Regions from separate parts of the Homo sapiens genome. Here region 2 is linked to region 1. A link is a contact called in ENCODE Hi-C data. All regions are on one chromosome and are shown on one strand. Each heading gives the region's core, a stretch centred on a gene start or an enhancer-like site at or near the end of the contact. The rest is flanking DNA. Distances are from core to core; before and after follow the strand shown.

Region 1 (4,905 bases), core at 902-3,401:
AGCTACTCAGGAGGCTGAGGTGGGAGGATCTCTTGAACCTGGGAGGTGGAGGTTCCGGTGAGCCAAGATCACGCTACTGCACTCTAGCCTGGATGACAGAGCGAGACTGTGTCTCAAAAAAAAAAAAGAAAAGAAAAGAAAAAATGGGATTAACCAACTTCAGAGGAAATAATATCCACTCATCTTTTACCTTAGAGACTTTACCATGACTCTGGCTTCTGAAGTTAGCAAGAAGTAAAAGGAACACCATCCCACTCCTATTCCCAGCATCCCAAGGATGGCCTGTTCCTGTCACAGCACATAACTGCGGGTGGTTAAAGGGAGACAGGACCTGCAGACCCACAGTGTCTGACTATAGTGATTAACTCCAACCACTCCCACAAACAGGTTTTTGTGATGTGGGATTTCATGGTGCATGCAGCTTGTATTAGTTAATGACTGAGGCATTAGAAACTCAGTAAGTTAATACAAGCATATGCACACAATGGTCCTGTCCTTTCGGCGATATTGTCAACTAGACCTGTGTTTCAAAGTGTTGGGAATATATAGTTGAGATCCTGAAAACTGATATTCCTCTTTTATGTAAGGCAATCTTTAGAAATCTAATACCTTCTTTGAAAAGTCCAGTGTGTTTAAATTAATTCAGTTTGGCTGGTTTGAAAATTGAAAATAGGTTAGCATTAAGGCCAGGATTCCTTTAGTAATTACTTTTTCTATTGGTAATAACTGTTTCTTTAGAAATGACATTAACATTCTACCAAAACACAGCAGTAATCCAAAAGTTAATGTTCTGTTCACTTATAATTATATTTAATTCATATTTATGAGTTGTCAGAAGGGAGGAGTAAGAAAGAAGTGAATACAAAATGTTACAGAAGAAACAAGTTATAAGAAAATTTTTTCCTCATAGTCTGAAGGATGTACAAAGTCACTTGAAGTAAAAAAAAGTTTTTTTAAACACACAATTATATAAAATTAGATTTTATTAACTATTGCTGAAAAAAATCTATATTTTTATTATTTCCAAGTGGCACTGAGTGAATTCAGCCAATAGACCTTATCCATTTCTTCTTTTTTACTAACCAAAATATTAACATAAACATCCCCATAATTTTGATTTAGTAAGTCAATTAGATTTGTGGGGATTTTTTAACCAGGAAAAATTCTGCATCTTTAGGCAGTCATTGAACAAGTAGCTTTGTGTTATTTCCTTTGAATTGTCCATGAAGCCTGATGTATTATTAATGAATTAATTTCTTGGTGGTGGAGGCCTGTGAATAGCGGTCTGTGAATGGGCAGTTGCCTGGTGGGGCCAGTTTTGGCTGCTGTCATTTAACATGTGTTGCTGTATTGTGAAGTCTTACCCAGCCATAGGACAATGCTCATTTAATCCACCATGATGGGACCTACACACCCTGAGCCCAAGTTGGATGCCAGGGTCAGTTACCCAGCAGCTTGGGCTGGGGGCACTGCTCTGCTTCACTGCCGAGTTGCTGTAATCGTTTTGCCGGCTGTTAATTTTCTCTAAACCAGGGAAAATGTGTATGTGAGCAGTACAAATGTTCTCAAAAGAGATTCCAAACTGGTCGGCTGGGGTGTTGCCTCCATTCCAGAATGGAGGCAGCATTCCAGGGAGTGTAAGTTCCTTCCTTCCTCCTGGAAATGGAAGCGTCTGGGCCCACGAGATCCCTGATGTTTTGAGGTCCAGAGTAGCAGATGGCATTATGATTTTCCAAATCCTGATGAACATTCTAACTGAACTTGTTCATTTCACAGTATGTGGTTCTATTTTTTCATTTCCTCTTCTTCCCTCCCTCCCTCTTTCCCTTTGTTCCCCTCATAGTAACTAGTTTTAAACTGGTGTAGTGTCTCCTTAAACCAGCTTTAAATTCCCTTCTGTCTGTCTATTTTATGAAACCAACTATAGCACAGTTTCACGTATAATTCTCAGCCTTTGAATTGCAGCTGAAGCAGCCTTTGAATTTGTTTAAAAATGTGTAAGCAAATAAAGCCAACACTCATACACGCAGCCACTGGTAGTTCTGTTTCCCCCCTTATCTGTAGCTGGCAGTGCAGGTGGCAAATGGCAGTAATTATTTTAACTAACAGTCGAGTGAACATTCAGGAGGACATACAGTGTGGTGATGTGGACTTTGGATTTACAGTGAGTTCTCAGAGTCTGACTTGATAGTGTTATGGCTTGTTGGTTTTTCAGGACACGGACCTGCCAGGTTCCTGTACTTCAACAGTGTGTGGATGTGGTTCAGATGTTTCAATCTTAACTCTTTATCTATGAAAAGATCAATTTTTTTTCATTTAGGCACCTATTAAGGGTTTTTTTCTCTCCTAGATTTTTCTGTTTTGTTTTTAATATAATTTATGATCTACCTTTAAGAGTGCTTTTAATCAGCACTTCTGTAGAACCAGCTGAAATGCCAGTGTGTATATTAACATTATAATTTAGGTACTGGATCAAACATGTATAGCTGGACTTTTCCTGAGGAAAAAAGTTGACCTGACCAGTGTATGAAATTCAAACACTGTATAGGAACAAGGTAAAAGCACAGGTAGGAATTGCTGAATAATTACCTTTAGACCAGCCTGAGCAGGAGACTTCCCACGAGGGTGAGCTCATTTAATGGTTCCTAAAACTCAATCTTGTGGATGTCAGTGGTCATGCTTGATTATTTGCAGCAGTGTTTTATGAAAAGCAGTAGAAATGCATTGGGAGGCTGCAGAGAAAGAGGACAATAACGGGTTTTACTTTTGTAAATGAAATCCCTTCGGTATGAGACAAGTATGTTTTTTGCTGCTCTGCCTAAGCCACTGAAAAGGGAGATGTATGTGGATGTTAGTGTGTGAGTATGTGTGTACTGTTCATGTAGGCACATCTAAAAACTGCTGTGCACTATGGCTGATGACCAACAAGAGACCTAAAATAAAAAGAGAAAAAAGATGCTCATTGGCTTTGGAAAGGAAGCAATTATAAATACAGTTTAAAAGATTAACCTATTTTCCATTTCTCCACTCACCTATTTTCAAGAAATGTAATAAAACACCAAGCTCTTTACCATATGTTTACAACATTTCTAAGTAAATATAAGTCTTTTAAATGACAGACAAAAAAAAAAAAAAAAACAAGCAGACTAAATGAAGAATCCATTTTGACATTAATGACAAAGATCATTTCTATTCTCTTTTATCCCAATACTGAAGAACTTCCAAAACACTTTTAGGAGAAAAAGAAAATAGGAAAAAAAATCTCTATAATCTCAAACTTCAGTTACCCAGAGACAGATTCCTTTAGACCTGTTTGTTTATATTTTGTTTTTTATAAGCCATCTGGTAGTGATGTTCACTTGGCTAACAGCTGGTTCTCCTTGATTAAAGGGTTTATGGGTAGGATGGGCCTTTCAGTGGCAAAAATTCAGGCCTTTACCCCGTGGTTCCAGGCCCATCTGAGACAAGTTAAATGAGCTGCTACTGTCAGCCCAGACCCAGTGGACAGAACGTCACACCAAAATGCCCACACATGTAATTTGTCACGCCTGGCAGCCCAGAGCATGGGGTGAGCCAGTGTGGAAATTGAATCATCTTTCACTTTCTCTGCTCAAGACTTGATGTGGAGTAGGATGAGTAAAAGGCGGGCTTTCTGTTCTGCAGCTGAGCGGAGTTAGAGGCTTTCTTCTCTGGTATGTCATCTGCCAGCCTTCCTAAGTTCAAAGCCTCGCTTTCACCCTGATGTTTTCCCTTGTAACACACCGAGAAGTAGGTCAGTTCTATCTGCATCATGAAATCAAAAATAAACTTAGAGTCCAAATGCTGATTGTTCCTTCATGGAGTGGCCACATTTTAAAATAAACTCAATGTTTTAACAAGCATTGATTGAATTTGTACAAATCTGCTATGTAGTTATGGCTACTCACACTCTAAACGAGACTCATTCTCGGACCAGGAGCACCTATTCATCTCTTTCCCACCTTTCTCCTTCTGATAACATGTGACTGCTTTTTTCTCCCCTGTCTACATTCTGTTACAGCAGATATGTACATTGAGGACCTTTAAAATATTAAAATATAGCTGATTTCCCAGAATCTCACATTAGTTTGCACCTTGGACAGGTTGTTTTTGGTTTGAAGATTAGCTTCTATGGAGATCCTTGGAGGTGAGGGTCCAGTTTTTTTTCATTTTTTTGTTTTTTAGATTTTTTTTTTTAAACAAACTCGATTTTCTCCCCAAGCAAGTACAGATTTGCCCTATGGGTTCTGCCAGTTGTGTCATAAAGATGCTACTCTAAGGCAGTGAACAGTGGAGGATCAGAAACCAATTTAGGGTCTGACAGGCAACACGCTATCCTGCTGGGCATGAAGCCCCTAGAATTACAAATGACCTTTGATCCCAGCACTGAGGATAGAATGCAGTGATCCAATAGAGCTTTGCCAATTAGTATGAATCCCAGTGCCTAAGAGTAGACATTGTTGGGCCAGGGCAAAGGAACGTCAGACATGAATTAAAAGATTTACTTTTAAATTATAGAGTGTGACTCTCAATATTGGTCAGACTACAGGTGATTTTCTGGTGTTGAACACCTGTTGGCTTGGTGGCTTGACACCGTAAGTCTAGAAGTGGGCTATTAAAAAACAGTTAGAGGGCTGGCCATATTTCATTTAACTTGCCATGCTGGTTTAATCCAACCACAGTACAGCTGACCTCAGAATTCACCAGTGCAGCCAACACCTTGAGATATTTGAGAGGTTGTCCCATCTTCCTTTGCTTTACTGCCAGTATGCATAAGGTTTGAAGGAATGTCTGTTTTGTATAAGGAGAAGGGAACAGGACCCAGACTACAACATTCAAGGTCCCTCCCACCCTCAGGTGCTGTCTGGGAGAGAGGAAAGAAGAAAG
Region 2 (4,905 bases), core at 1,084-3,583, 77 kb after region 1:
TTCTCGCCACAATGTTGCCACCTTGCGACAGATTTTAAGCATTACAGCCAACGCCCGAAGGCCCAGACCAGGGTGCCTGGGGTCCCAGGGAGAAAAAGTGGGGCCTGGAAGTTGGAGGAGGCAGTTGAACACAGAATATCCTGTGGGCTGTTCTCCTGGAGTGTTTGGTTTGGCCTGGTCCCCAGCGGTGCCTACAGGAGGTCTGGCTCTGGAGTCCCAGGTCTGGGGTAAGGGACAAGAGTGAACGGAAGCCGGGGCCCCTCTTGGGATCCGCAGTGGGAAGATGATCTCTATCCCCACCTGTTCTGGCAAATCCAGAGTGAGAGACTGAGCAAAGTTGGAGCCGCCGTTGGAGACAGCATCAAGTGGGTTTATTTTTCACCCCCACGGGAGAAAGCAGTAAGTCCCTTCCCATCTCCATTTCCTCTGCAAATCAGGGTAACCTGTGTGCAAAAGCACCACTTAGAAGACCCCTTAACTCCTGGAGCACAGGTGACTCTGTGTTCTAGTGGCACTCGGTTCATGAGGCTAGCAGGGCACTCACCTCCCTTTGTTATTCTTGGTTGTAAGTGTCTGTTGCCCTAAGACTGAAAGTAAGTCCACAGCAGGGGTCACACCTTGCTTTTCCTTGCAATCTTCAACACAGGGCCCAGGGCTCCACAGGCACACAACACATGTGTAGATGAAAGGCTTCCAACTTTGCGGTTCATCTAGGTGCTGAAAATGTCTGAGGGAAGGAATCCCTAGGTGCTTCTGGACAACAGCCACTGATAAGCAATTAAGCTCATTTGCATAAGGTTAATTAAACACAGGTTTACTGCTCAGAAAGAAGATCCTTCATCAATAGGATTCGTTTTGGGAGCAGGTATCAGGTAAGTGATTGTTAACCTAGAAAAGGAAAACTTTGTTCCTGTTCCAACTGTGTCCTAAAGGGGGTATTCCTTCACTCCGTCATACTTTTCCAGGTCACTGGCACACAGGTCCACCCATTCGTAGCTACCCTGCTCTAAAGCCTTGATCCGTTGCAAACATGTGACTCCTGCCTTGAATTCAGAACACCAACAAAAGCAGAACTGGATCTGCATGCTCTTCCCATGAATTCTAAACAGCCTCATCTCCTCTCTCCATCCTCAGATGCTTGGCTAAGAGCACAAACTCTGGAGCCAGATTTACTGAGGTCTCAATGCTGCCCTGTCATTGATGAGTGACATTGGGCAAGTTGTTGAATCTCTCTGTGCCTTAGCTTCCTCATCTATAACATAGGGAGATTAACAGTACCTACTTCATAGAACTGTTTTCTGTTAATATATGTAAAGCACTGAGAACAGCTCCTGGCATACAAGAAGTGCTATTGTATTGGTGTTTGCAAAGATTACAACTCCCTCTGAATTCACTTTCCTGAGACTCAAGCCAGGAATGCTTTTAGAGTCCCAAAATGTACCCCAGTCCATCACCCTCCTCTCCTCCAGGGGCCCAGAAAGGGGGCCCAGAAAGGAGGACAAACCGGTGCTTTTTCAAGCCTGGACTATTGAGCTTTCTGAAGACACATTCATAAGAATCTACAAGCACAGAGGTTGGAAGGGCATCCTGCAACGCCAATGCATGGACTATTGAGTTTCTGGAGACACATTCATAAGAATCTAGAAGCACAGAGGTTGGAAGGGCATCCTGCAACGCCAATGCATTGACTCTATGTGTCCAAAGAGGCGAAGACTTGCCCAAGTTCCCTCAGCAGGTTAGTGCAGAGGAAAGGAAGTCAGCCAGGTCTCTGGATTTTCTGGGGCTAGGAACTGCCTGTCTTTTTCCTAATTTCTGTTCTAATCTTTTCTTTTCTTTTAAGTAGCGACAGGGCTTCACCTTGTTGGCCAGACTGGTCTCGAACCCCTGACCTCGGTATCCTCCCAGCTCAGCCTCCCAAAGTACTAGGATTACAGGCGTGAGCCACTGCGCCCGACCAGTTTCTTTAGAACAATCTCAACAGTCCTTTTTGGGCCAAGTCCTTCACTCTTGGATTCTATTTTACTCCCCATAACACCCCCTTCCACATACGTAGACTAATAATATTCCAGTCTGATGGGTTGTCTGTGCTGAAAGAGAGGGAGCCACATCGACATTGGTCGTTTTCTTATTTGGCATCCCAAGGGAGACATTTAAAACTACTCACCCAATTGCCCAAGTGGCCTCCAAAGAACCAGATATCTCTAGGGGAAGAACAGAAATCCAGCCAACAAAGATTGTCCTCTAACGCCTTACATCGAAGGCCCAGAGCCAAGGAAGAGGCGGAGATGTCCCGCAGTCCCCTATGCTCGGCTGTTACCTGGAAAGGATCATTTCACTTCCACTGAAGAGAAAAGGAATGAGTCCTGAATGGAATGCTGCCCGGCAGCTCCCAGCGCCCGCTGGTAGAGTACCCGCCGCTGTCCCTGGGTGGCTCCGGGGCTTCGAGCCTAACAGTCCTCCTGCGGCGCGCCTGGAGGCTGGGAGCTGTGCGGCCGCTCCCGGCAGATCGACTGAGGTCCCAGTGGCCGCAGGGCCCACGTGCATGCTGAAGCACTAGCAAAGCAGTTGCACCATTTTTCTGTTGGAAAGATATTTCAGAAAACATTGCCTAAGTCATCGCAGGAAATCTGAACGTGGTTGGACTTTGTTTCCTCTTTGTCTTACCACTCGGGACTGTGTTTTTGTAACTCAATTACCTGAGACCTGGGTCCCGATCTTTTCAGGGTCTGTGCCTCTGTAAGTCTTATCAGGCTTTACCTCTCAGTGATTGGTGTAAAATGATGACAGTAAAACAGTAAAACCCACAGGGTGGGGCTGTCAGGAATTTTTTAAACATTATTTTATTTTTCTGCCCCCTCCCCCTTTTCTTTTTTTCTTTTATTATTTATTTATTTGGTCTGGAATATTTCAATGAAATATTGGTGAAGCCCTTGACATATGGTAGATACTCATTAAGTGGTGGCTTTTTTTTTTTTTTTGATTCAAAGGATTCTGTCACTCTTATTGCAAGTTCCTCATACGTTTATCGTTGCACTAGTTCCTGTTATGTTTCGGAGCTGAAATGGATCAACTTTGGCAAGACGAAATTTCCTTAAGTGTAAGGTACTGCAATACTCAGGATTGTGCAGAGGGAAGCAGAGGCAAGATGGGAAAGATCGCAAACTAGGGCCCGAGGGCCAGAGGCAAAATGCACCGCAGAGATGAATCTGCCTAGGCCCCACCTCCTTCTATTCCGTCTCCTAGGACTACTACATTTTATTTGTGTTAAAAGATATCACCTGTAGATGAAAGGTGTTTTCAGTGGTAAACCGTGCACCGGCGTATAAACGTGGTGTAAAAAAAAAACCAAACAGAAAAACAACCTGATGTAAAAACAGAAAAACAACCTGATGTAAAAATATGGAACGCTTCACGAATTTGCGTGTCATCCTTGCGCAGGGGCCATGCTAATCTTCTCTGTATCGTTCCAATTTTAGTATATGTGCTGCCGAAGCGAGCACGGTGTTTCGTCCTTTCCACAAGATATATAAAGCCAAGAAATCGAAATACTTTCAAGTTACGGTAAGCATATGATAGTCCATTTTAAAACATAATTTTAAAACTGCAAACTACCCAAGAAATTATTACTTTCTACGTCACGTATTTTGTACTAATATCTTTGTGTTTACAGTCAAATTAATTCTAATTATCTCTCTAACAGCCTTGTATCGTATATGCAAATATGAAGGAATCATGGGAAATAGGCCCTCTTCCTGCCCGACCTTGGCGCGCGCTCGGCGCGCGGTCACGCTCCGTCACGTGGTGCGTTTTGCCTGCGCGTCTTTCCACTGGGGCCGGGGCGGCGCGGAGGGTTCAGACGCGGGCTCTTACTCAAACGCTGATCCCCGAAACTACCGAGCAGTGTCTGCGCGACGCGAAAGCATTTTTGGAGCGAGGGGCCATGGTGCCCATGGGATTCCCACGGGTGTTGGACTCGGGACCCCGAAAAGGTTGCGAGTCGCTGGTTGGACCCTTCCCTGCGCGGGGACCCGAGAGACGTGACCCTAGCGAGGCCTGGGGCCACCCACTGTGGGCTGGAAGGGGCCGACAGGGGTTGCGGCGGGGGATCGTGGGGAGGGTTGGCCAGGGCGCGCCTTCAGCTTCCCCTCGGCTTCTCGGAACTAGCTCTCTGCATTCGGAGCCAAGGCGATGAGGGTGTCTGCTTTGGGACGCAAACTTCCAGTAGTGGTGGAAGTCTGGGAAGGGTCACCACCGTTTGAGCCAACATTTAGAAAGAGCCAGGCGCTTAACCTAAATGGTATCATTTCCCCCATTTTGCAGTTTAGCAAACAGGCTCTGGGAGGTTAAACCATCTGCTCCAGTGATCCTGCCACTGGTTAAAGTAGTTGGGATTTGGATGCGAGTCTGGTTTCAAAGACTTTTTTTTTTTTTTTTTTTTTTTTTTTTTACGCAGTGGAGTTTGGAAAAGATTTGAGACCACAAGTGCAGCCTCCGCTTTCCTTGTTAGAGTTACTCCAGAAGCCCTGACCAGCTCAGACTTTCCTTCCTACTTCCATTCCTTCAACAAATATTGAACATCTGTGGTGTCAGCACCCGGGCTTCAGGGATGCGTGAGTGGGCAGGGTTGCTATGGTCATGGAGCTCGGTTCCAGCAGGGGAGCCAGGCAGACATGAAAGAGCCCTCTGGATGCCGAGACGTGTGCTGTGAAAGTGTGGCATAGAAAGTGCCTGGGGGATGATGGCCACTTCAGTGGGGCAAGAGAGAAGGTGACATTGGAGCTGTCATTGATGATAACGGCGGCAGCGCTGAGGGGACGGGGACCGAGATCCAGGCAGAGGACCTTGCAACCACCTGACTCAGTGTCACCCATCTGGGCCAGCCCTTCCCGGGAGACCACTGTGGTG

What was found. Hi-C counts contacts between places; a loop is a spot of excess contacts on that map. Pooled maps may share reads with other maps.
Region 2: a loop to region 1 is called in a map with no recorded cell type, with 7 times the contacts of the local background. The contact joins the promoter of SKOR1-AS1 here to the enhancer-like site in region 1. A Hi-C loop is called at or near these places in 2 of 168 maps with a recorded cell type or tissue (heart right ventricle and naive thymus-derived CD4-positive, alpha-beta T cell), 1 of 37 single-sample maps with no recorded cell type and 9 of 50 pooled maps.

The regions. Positions count from the first base shown.
Region 1 is chr15:67,759,445-67,764,349 of GRCh38, forward strand. All of the region lies in intron 19 of MAP2K5 (mitogen-activated protein kinase kinase 5), which reads left to right. Among named protein-coding and RNA genes, the nearest start is that of SKOR1, 64 kb to the right of the region's middle. RefSeq lists a silencer at 3,413-3,492 and enhancers at 3,643-3,702, 3,773-3,822. Within about 2 kb of position 2,152, at least 2 of the 41 ENCODE cell types and tissues checked have a DNase peak (open chromatin) inside an H3K27ac peak, as active enhancers do.
Region 2 is chr15:67,836,546-67,841,450 of GRCh38, forward strand. SKOR1-AS1 (SKOR1 antisense RNA 1) reads right to left here and starts at 2,334. Exons shown (of 3, transcript NR_120345.1): 1 at 2,165-2,334; 2 at 545-888. It overlaps RNU6-1 (RNA, U6 small nuclear 1), which reads right to left and starts at 3,500; the gene lies at 3,394-3,500. RefSeq lists enhancers at 284-814, 3,438-4,390, 3,846-3,895, 4,391-4,905.